Linked DNA regions of Homo sapiens: regions 1 and 3 are each linked to region 2. A link is a contact called in ENCODE Hi-C or POLR2A ChIA-PET data. All regions are on one chromosome and are shown on one strand. Each heading gives the region's core, a stretch centred on a gene start or an enhancer-like site at or near the end of the contact. The rest is flanking DNA. Distances are from core to core; before and after follow the strand shown.

Region 1 (3,223 bases), core at 631-3,130, 41 kb after region 2:
AGCACTTTGAGAGGCCAAGGCAGACAGTTCATGAGGTCAGGAGTTCGAGACCAGCCTGTCCAACATGGTGAAACCCCATCTCTACTAAAAATACAAAAATTAGCCGGGTGTGGTGGAGAGCGCCTGTAGTCCCAGCTACTCAGGAGGCTGAGGCAGGGGAATTGCTTGAACCTGGGAGGTGGAGGTTGCAGTAAGCCGAGATTGCGCCACTGCACTCCAGCCTGGGCTACAGAGCAAGACTCCGTCTCGGAAAAAACAAAAAAGATGATCCATATCATTACATTTATATCTATTTCATTCTTTAAAAATGACCACATGGTGTTGCATTGTGTGATGATACTGTAATTGATTCAACCAGTTCCCTATGGATGAATATTTGGATTGTTGTAGTTTTTTGCTGCTATAAATTGACAGATAGCCTTGTATATGTGTTTTTGCAAACACACATGTGTATGGAAAGTCCTACTGGAGGACTTCTTAGAAGTGTAATTCACTGGGTCAAAAGTTATGTGCATAGAAGTGACGGACGTTGCCAGTTTATCCTCACTTTCTCCAGTTGAGAGGTTTATCACTTTATATTCCCTCCATAATGTATATGAGTATGTTCAGGCTAGTTTTTTTTTTATAGTTATGTGACATTGGACAAGCAATTCTGGGTAAGTAGCATTACTTCTTTCTGTTTATAGACTTTACTAGTTTGATTGAGTGCTACGTTTATGAGGCCAAGGTCATGAATTTGTGTACTAAGTAGTCAATTCATTTGCCATATCCTTAATCAAGGTCACTTCTTTCCACAGTCTGTGAGTCACAATAGGAACCAGAGGAGAAAATGGACAGATAGGCATTGCACTGGTAGCTTCTTCCTAGACCATGTGTGTTCATCATGGTATCCCCAGAGGTTAGCATCATGACGTAAAGACTGAAAGGATTAGGGGGATTCAGGTATTGATTACACTAAATAGCTATTCAGTGGTTTATATAATTTGCATTTCATTCATTTAGAGAACATGGCAACTTGTGTTAGATACACAAAGCAGGTTCATACTCCAAGCTGTGACATAGCCATCTAAAATAGATAATTTAAGCCCTCATTTAAATGACTATGTTATTTTCCTTTGATCGAAATGAAAAGTTAGATTACCATTTTAAATACACGAACATACATGTTTAATATACTCCATTAACTTATTCCTCATCATAGTTTTTTTTTGATCTCTGTCACATCAAATTTAAAGAAAAGTCCACACCTTTGCAATAACTTCATCACCAGGTTACTCAGAAGAAGCTATGCAGATGCTCGGAGTGCCACCAGCCTTTCTGAACATCAGCACGTTAAACCTAGGATCTCTGCTTCTAAAAATTCTGGAAACCTGTCACATCCAATATACTTTAAGAGGGTTTTGTAAAGAGCTTATTGTCAGTGATGTATGTGGATTAGTAAACCATCTGCGGAAAGCCCAGATGTTTTCAGGGACCTGTTTGCACCAAGACCACAGCAACTTATTAATCACACAACATTCCTGGGTAATTATGTAGGTGGTGAGCACTGAGCCACTCTGGTTTCTCCAGCTTCATCTTGGTGGAACTGCTTACTAGTCAAGGATTTCCTTAAGGTTGATCAATATCACAATGAAACCTGAGCCAAGATTAGGAAATAGGTGAGGGGCAGGAAGAGGAAGCTCTGAAGGTATCTCTACCTGGTGCACATTAGAAAGAAGCATTGCAGGCCTCATGTCATCTGGAAATACAAGCCTGGGGCCAGAGCCATGGTCCCTCTCCCGCAACAGACATGCACACCCAGTTTGTCTGGGAGCAAAAATCAGGAAAAGAGTCAATCTGCAGGAAGAAAGGAAGTGATTCAGAGCAGTGGGCAATTGTCAACACCAAACCAGTTCCCAGGAATTCCTCTAAGCATGATATTGGGTGTGTGGTTTAAGCTGCCCTTTGACTCCAGAGCCCTTTGTCCAAGTGTGACAAAATATCAGCAAAGGGTGACATGAGCTACAGCCGCCACCCTCGGGTCAGGCGTTGGGGGAATAGTGTGAATTCTTTCTGACAGGGAGAGAATCCTATTGTCTACTTTTCAAGGCATTTCACAGGGCTTAATTAGTCAATCCCCACACCACTACTACTGGGAGAGAGAGGTCGGTGTTACTATTATTCCAAGTTTACAGCTGAGAAACTAGCACAGATGGTGACCGCTACAGAGTATCTATATAGGAGGACCTTAGGGACAACAATCTGCTAAGAAGTGGGGCAGGGTGGACAGTGGCTGGAATATGTCTTGAAGTTGTGTTTGCAGAGCATTTTTTTTTTAAATAAAATTAAGAAAACCTCAACTATGCCCAGTCCCTTCCTGTCACTGCCGTATTGGCACCACGATTGCCTGAGGGCCGTACCAGTGTTAGCATTGGGTGAGGGTGAGAGTTGTCTGGCCTCTCTGCTCTTTGTTTGGCAGTGTATGACCCCACCTCCTTCATAGACTCACGGCATCTCGGTGTTGACAAGGACCTTGGACACTAACCAGTCCAATTCTCCATTAAAGGCGACACAAAGGAACCATCAGAAGATAGAAACACAAATCATGGCAGTTGCTTGGTAACTGAGAGTGATGATTTCCATATGCAAAAACTGTACTCAATGAACTTGAGAAGTGTGAGCGCGTGTGTGTGTGTTGTGTGTGTGTGTGTGTATGTAAGGAAGGGGGACTCATTTTCTGCTGCTTTCTCGATCATTTTGATAATATGTAGGACACAAAAAGTTAAAATAAAATGTCTTCATTTTAACACAGTTAATTATAATCCTCCAGTAAAAATCGTACACAGAGTTTGGCAGTTAAAGGAACAAAGTCTAGAAGGAAAAAAACTGACTGGTTCGGCTGAAGGTATTTTGTTCCTTTTCTCTGAAGTAGCAAAAATGTGTTTCCTTCAGCTTGATGGTGGTTAATGATGTTAGTGTTACTGGTTTAATAACAAATGTTCACAATTTTCCTTGCAAACCTGGTGCTCCAGGAAGCTCCCATTTTTGATTCCCTTTAAACTTTGTTTTGCTTTAGCAATTTGGGGCTCCTTTTGGGCTTTATTCCTTTGTCCTAATTGGTACTCCATGAGTGTGTTCACTTGGTTTGTATTTGCTTGGTCTGCCCTCTCTTTCTCTGGCCATGGTCCCTACTGCACTTTTCACAGTGTTTAACAGAACTTTCAAAGGCCAGGACGCTTAGGCA
Region 2 (3,204 bases), core at 52-2,551:
CAGAATGTGTGTGTGTGTGAGCGTGCGCACGTGCATGTACATGCTTTACTATAGTTAGTGGTGTCAGTGAGGGCTTTTTGAGGAGTGACATTTGAAGAAAGAGCTGAGTGAATTTGAGTCATGGAAATATTGAGGGGAAAAGCATCGGGTGAAAGGAAGAGCATGTGCAAAGGCCCTTTGGTCTCACGCCGGGGGGTGGAGGCAGGCTTCGGGCCTTATCATAGAGGTCTGGGCAGCGTCATTTCTCTCCCCCTCAACGCTTGCCAAACCCTGGCCACTTTTTGGACACATACCCAACAATTTTTTAAATTATTATTTTTAATTGTGGTGAAATGCACATAAATTTAACATCTTAGCCATGTTTAAGTGTACAATTTGGCGGCATTAAATATATTTATTATTGTGCAACCGTCATCATTTCCGGAATGTTCTTATAATCCCAAACCAGAACTCTGTGCCCAGGAAACACCAGCTCCCCGTTCCTTCCTCCCCTGAGCTGCTGGCAGCCACTGTTTCCTTTCTGTCTCTATAAATGGGACCACTCCAGGTACCTCACACAAGTGGAATCACACAGTATCTGTCTTTTTGTGAGTGGCTTATTTCGCTTAAGCATAATGTTCTCCAGGTTCATCCATGTGGGGGCATGTGTCAGAATGTCCTTCTTTTTCATTGACGAATAGTGTTCCATGGTGTGGATGTGCCACGTTTAGTTTACCCGTTCATCCTCTACGGTTGGTGGACACCTGGGTTGCTTCTGCCCCTTGGCTATAGTGGATAATGCCTCTATGAACATGGCTGTACAAGAATCTCTCCAAGTCCCTCTTTCAGTTCTTTTGGGGACATTCCTAGAAGTAGATAGACAGTTTTAGCTCCCTTTTCCTTGAGTTGATCCACTGTGCTTTGCACGCTGCCCCTTGTTAGTTTATGTCACTGTTAGGGAGAGCGTGTTGATCGGCTCACCTGTTTCCCTCCTCTCAGCTGTAAGTTCCTGGGGAATAGGGAGTGGTGCTTGGCACTGCACCCCCTGATGCCATGGAAGGCGCACAGTCTGTGCCCCAGCAGGATTTATTCAGTGAGCAAGTCTGGAAAGGGCTGCTCCAGAAGGAGGGTGAAGGCTGGGCTGCACAGAGCCTGCACCTTCTTTGTATTTTTACATTGGGCTTCTCTGACTGCCCCTAAAATAAAAATGGGGATAATCCATTTTCCTGTGAGAGAAATGAAAACCCACGAAGACTAAATGTCCTGCCCGCTGTCCAGGTGCAGTGAGGGGCGTGGCCGGGACCAGAATCCCTGCTTCCCTGTTCTCTAGTCAGTGCTGCTGCTGGAAACCAGAGTCTTCTTTTGTTTTCCCTCTCACCTCTGGCTGCCTCTCTCTCCCCTCAAAGGTCAGAGCAGTGCCAAGGACAGAAGAGAGAGTAGATCCAGCCTTGGCCCTGCTAGGCTGGGCAGCCTGGCAGGTAGAGTCAGCAGGGATAGAGCTTGCTTTCCTGTTCACGATCTTCAGCCAAGTTCAGGGAGGTCTGAATACTGAGGCCTTCATAGCCACTGCACCCCAGGTAGCTCAGGAGAACCTCCGAGCGCAGGAGTGCAAAGGCTGGCATTCTTCAGGCTCTGAGGCTGTCCCTTCCGGTGGAGGTGAACTGCTTCTTATTGATGTGGACAAGACTGTGGGTATGTGTCTGAGTGTGTGGAGGTGATATAGAGAGGCCTAAGGGGTGTGTGTGTGTGTGTGTGTGTGTGTGTGTGTGTGTGTCAGGGGGTGAGTGTGTGTATGAGAGAGGCAGAGGCAGCGGGAGAGAAAGAGAGCGCAATGCAGAGAAGAAAGCAGAACCTTCCTCATAGAGTTTTGGGGGTTACGTGATCTGAAAAGCACTTGAAACAGTACCTTGCTCACAGCAATGGCTGCGTTGATGATTTTTATTGTTATAGAGGCACAGACACAGAGAAAGGCAGAGAGGGAGAGGGGAGAGTGGGGAAGGAAGGTGGGAGGCGGCAGGAGCGAGGAAGAACTACATTCTGGAAACCTCAGAGATTTAACAAAAGGGTGGAATCTGGGAAAAGCTCCCCTGCCTGCTTGTTCTCTTATAAAGCTGATTATGCTTACCTTCCTCCCCCATGGTATTTTAAACTTAAATAACACAGTCTCCATTGTGTAAAGCAAAATAATTTTCCAGATTCCCTGTGTACCTCAGTGCACCATGCTTAGGGAATCTGCCCGGCAACACAGACAGACTGTGGGAGTATGCCGCGGAGGCTGCGTCCCCCGCTTGCTGGTTAGGGTGCTCCTGTGTGCCCAGCCTTCCAGGTCTGGCCTCCCCCCAGCCCCCCAGCCAGCCCCCAACACAAATCATTTGGGCTTTATCTTATCTTTAGCAGGAGAATGCTTCCCAGATGTGTAGGATTAATGGTGAATATTACACAGCACCCCCTGGACAGAGATGGGTCCTGGGTGACTCCAGGCCCTAAAAACCTTTCTCCAGCGTGGACTAGCGGGGAGCTCCAGTCCCCACCTGAGAGTTGAAGGAGCATCCCCTCCCTGCTTTGCGATGGCTCCAGAGACAAGACGTGTGCCCTGCCCCCACCCCACATTGTCTACTTTGATTTACAGCACAGCCATCACAGGGGGACCTTTTTGGTTAACATTTACAAAAGTGCTTTCTGTCTGGTTTCTAGATGGAGACTGACAGGATCCTGGCTTGGGGGCCTTCCGGCAGGGCTGGCTGCTGGGCTGGCAGGCTCTGGCGCTCCCCTTCCCCAGAACTGACTTTGTTCCTGGCAGCCATGGTGGCTGCACTAACCACATTCTGCCTCCACCTTTGCACTAAGAAAAGCAAATAAGCAGACCACAGAACTGTTTGCATTTGCCCCAGATGCTCCCTGGCTGCGGGAAGAGGTCAGTAGGGAGCATGCAGGGAGAGGGGAAGGGAGACCAGCTTCTGCAGGGAGGGCACGCTGGAATCTAGGCTTGGGGAGGGACGAAGGGAAGGCTTGTCCAGCCCAGCACAAGCCTGCGGAGGGGCACTGTGGGCACAGTGCATGAAGTCTGAAGAGGTGATGTGCTAGATACCCCAATCCCTGGCATATTCTGCATTTCAAAACAGAGAATAAGTAGTCTTGCCACTATAAAGTGGCAAGAGCTGTTCCTTAGCAAGAGAAAGAGAAACAGAGACAGAGAGAAACAGACACAGAGAGACAGAGACGGAG
Region 3 (2,870 bases), core at 126-2,625, 45 kb before region 2:
AACAAGTCCCTGATGTGGGGCTGGGAGCGCAAAAGTGGGAAAGGACAGGGGTGTCCTTGCCAGGGAGCCCTTGGTGAGTTTGCAGTCCTCTCCTCGGTCAGCCATGGCGGATGTCCTATTGGTGATCGGTGGGATAGATACGGGCATGCAGTGGCCCCAACAGCCCCACAGGTAAGGGGCTGTGCCCCCTATAGCTCACTGGGGTCTGCTCAGCCCCTGACATGATATGGCCTCATCTCACAGTTGATCCTCAGCGTGTGGCTTCATGCCGCATTCTTCTGGATCCCCTCCAGAGCCATTTGCTTAAAGTCTCAATTCATTGGTGAGAAATATGCATGTCATGGTTTGTTTTTATTTCTCCTAATAACTGCTATTAATTGTGCTCAGTTGAATCACCCTTTCACTCTGGTAGCAGGCTTCCTTACTAGCATGTCGACCCATTTCCATCGCTTTCCAGTTAATTTTGGTCATTTAAACAGTCACTTACCATTTTTTAAACACTTCGTTCTTTGCATTTTGAAATTTGACTCTCATGTCAGAATCAAAGCTCTCTCTTCTCTGCCCACTCTTTCCCTGAAAAGGAAAAAAAGAACCCAGTCTGTTACTGGCGCCTTGGAGTGGAGGCTGTTTTTGGCTCTCACACGCGTCCCTCCCTCTTGGCAGTAGCAGTGCGCTAGCATGGAGGTGGGAAGGAAGAACCGAGGGGCAGAGTCTCTGTGCTGACTGTTGCAGTGTCCCGCTTCTGTCACGGTTGCAGCTGCCGTCTGTCTGTTTCTGTCTAACGGACTGTCCATTGGCTCATTTCGTGAGGCTGCCATCCACATGAGCTTTCTCAAAGGACGCAGTTGCTGGCTCTTTGCTGGCACCTTAGGGTGCCTGGCATTGGAGAGCTGACCTGATCTCTTCATTTCCCCGCTCCCTCCACAGTTAAATCACTTTCTCTGTCTTGGTCTCCTTGTTGGGTAGAGGCTACTCTCCCATTCAAGGTTCTTGCAAGTGCCTCAAGCCTAGCCACCTTCTGTAGTGTCCACTAGATCCACAGAAAACTCAGGTGTCTTTGCTATGCCAAACGGCTGCCCCAGTGTGTGTGGCCGCCCAGCTCCACCATCTCTTGCCTATATGGATTTCTGAGGTAATCTCATCCACTCCCAAGGAGACTTACTGCTAACCTAACAACTTTTCTTATGCCAGTATTTTCTTATGCCCAACCCCACCTGAGTTCCAAAACCGTATTTCCCACTGCCTAGTAAGGCCTATCAATGTTATACCCCAGAACCAGTTTACTCCCCTTAGCCTACAGCCTTATTCTGGCTAATGGCATCACCTTCCACCTGTTCACATAATCCAGAAACCTGTGAGTCATCCTGCCTCCCTTACCTCACACAAGCCAGTTCGGTCAGTTCTATGTTGCAATGTCTTTGAATCCATCCCACTTTTCTCTCTGTCTCCCCTTTGCTCCTTGGTTTTGGCCCTCATTATTTCCTTCCTTTTACCCCCAGTTCCATCTCTTGTAGTCTTATACATTGTGGTCAGAGTGACCTTGCCAAAACACAAATCCCATTGCATCATTTGCCCCCTTTAAACCCTATTATGTGGACCTTCATTGCCCTCAGACTAAAGTCCAGTCTCCCATCACATGGCCTGTGAGGCCCCAGCCTGTCTTAAACTTTTTTCCTTCTACTGCCTTTCTCTTCACTCCCACTGCTAAACTCCAACCTCCTATTCCATAGCCACACTCAACTACTGAGAGGTGTCCAAACTCAGCATGCTGCTTCATGACCCTGGCTTTTGCCTGGCCCTTCCTTTTTCATGGAGTGTTCTCATTCTCTTTGTACCTTGTAGTCTAACTGGACAACTCTTATTTGTTTTTCAACACCCAGAGGGTAAGTCTTCTGCCCTCAGAAACACTCCCAGGCTGCTTTCTGCTAACCATCATTTTTTATATACACTCAAATTATACAAAATATCATACGTCTTTCTCCCCTTGCCCCCTGCAACTGCCCCCAAGTCACTAAAAGCAAGGATTGTGTCTTACTCATCTTGATAACTGTGGTGCCAAGCCTAAAGTTCCTGGCCTTTCATGGGTGCTCACTGTTAAATAAATGCGAGTAAATCAAATGGCTGAAGAGCTAATGTATAGAAAGTTTTTAAATTCTAGTTTATATCTTTCTAGCTAAGATGTATTATGTTGACCATTTCTTTTACAGTAGTTGGCAGCAGGTTTAAATGCTAAAAAGTGACCCTCATTCTCATTGTAAATTTTTATTTCCCACTTCATTGGCCCCACTCAGCACTTTATTATTTTCATCGCATTGTCTTCTTACCCTTATTTAATCATGGATAGGAGAATGTGGCAATGTCAGAATCACACTAAGATGATATGGAAGGAGATCCAAGCTGATGACCACCTAGAGTAAAAATCCTTGGGGTATATTGGGACACCACAGAAGTTCTTAAAGTGATTGCCGCTAAAGCCATTTCTCCTATTCCTGGCCACAAGCCTTGGGGACGCAGCCTGCCTGCCTTCTTTACAAGTGAGCATCATTTTCTTTGATCCCCTTGGACTTCCTCTAACTCGTCTTCTCACAGCTCTTGAGGGCTTTGCAAGGAACTGTCAGGGCTAATGAAAGGACAATTTGAAAATCTTCTTTAGGCACATTCACTAAGTAATGTGTCCGTCAGCAAGTGTGGCTCTGTGTCTGTGGTGAGCCCCTTTCTCTGTCGGGACCTTGTCCCAGTGCCTGGAGAGCACCTTCTCAAACTGTAGACCTCACTGGCACTGGGACTGATCTGAGTGCCCCTGTCAGCCTGCCCAGCCTCAGAAAGGAAGCTGTGGAGGGCCAGTTCTCACCAAGAGCTCACCAGCTCCA

Evidence for each region. Hi-C counts contacts between places; a loop is a spot of excess contacts on that map. ChIA-PET counts read pairs that join two places held with the same protein, here RNA polymerase II (POLR2A). Pooled maps may share reads with other maps.
Region 1: a map of PC-9 shows a loop between it and region 2 (7-fold over the local background). The contact joins the enhancer-like site here to the promoter of TUSC8 in region 2. A Hi-C loop is called at or near these places in 4 of 168 maps with a recorded cell type or tissue (Caco-2, HepG2, PC-9 and 1 more) and 1 of 50 pooled maps. POLR2A ChIA-PET finds 5 or more read pairs at or near these places in 8 of 52 experiments (BJ, Caco-2, H1 and 5 more).
Region 3: POLR2A ChIA-PET joins it to region 2 with 17 read pairs in HepG2. The contact joins the enhancer-like site here to the promoter of TUSC8 in region 2. A Hi-C loop is called at or near these places in 7 of 168 maps with a recorded cell type or tissue (Caco-2, HepG2, breast epithelium and 3 more) and 2 of 50 pooled maps. POLR2A ChIA-PET finds 5 or more read pairs at or near these places in 22 of 52 experiments (A673, AG04449, AG04450 and 16 more).

Annotation. Positions count from the first base shown.
Region 1 is chr13:44,363,473-44,366,695 of GRCh38, reverse strand. No RefSeq gene overlaps it. Among named protein-coding and RNA genes, the nearest start is that of SERP2, 8.7 kb to the left of the region's middle. Within about 2 kb of position 1,880, at least 9 of the 41 ENCODE cell types and tissues checked have a DNase peak (open chromatin) inside an H3K27ac peak, as active enhancers do; they include PC-9 and endothelial cell of umbilical vein, where a contact is called at or near this core.
Region 2 is chr13:44,404,081-44,407,284 of GRCh38, reverse strand. It overlaps TUSC8 (tumor suppressor candidate 8), which reads left to right and starts at 1,301. Exons shown (of 2, transcript NR_104174.1): 1 at 1,301-1,671.
Region 3 is chr13:44,449,121-44,451,990 of GRCh38, reverse strand. The region is part of intron 1 of TSC22D1 (TSC22 domain family member 1); the gene reads left to right. It overlaps LOC124903167 (a long non-coding RNA gene), which reads right to left. Exons shown (of 4, transcript XR_007063778.1): 2 at 488-573. Among named protein-coding and RNA genes, the nearest start is that of TUSC8, 45 kb to the right of the region's middle. Within about 2 kb of position 1,375, at least 5 of the 41 ENCODE cell types and tissues checked have a DNase peak (open chromatin) inside an H3K27ac peak, as active enhancers do; they include PC-9, where a contact is called at or near this core.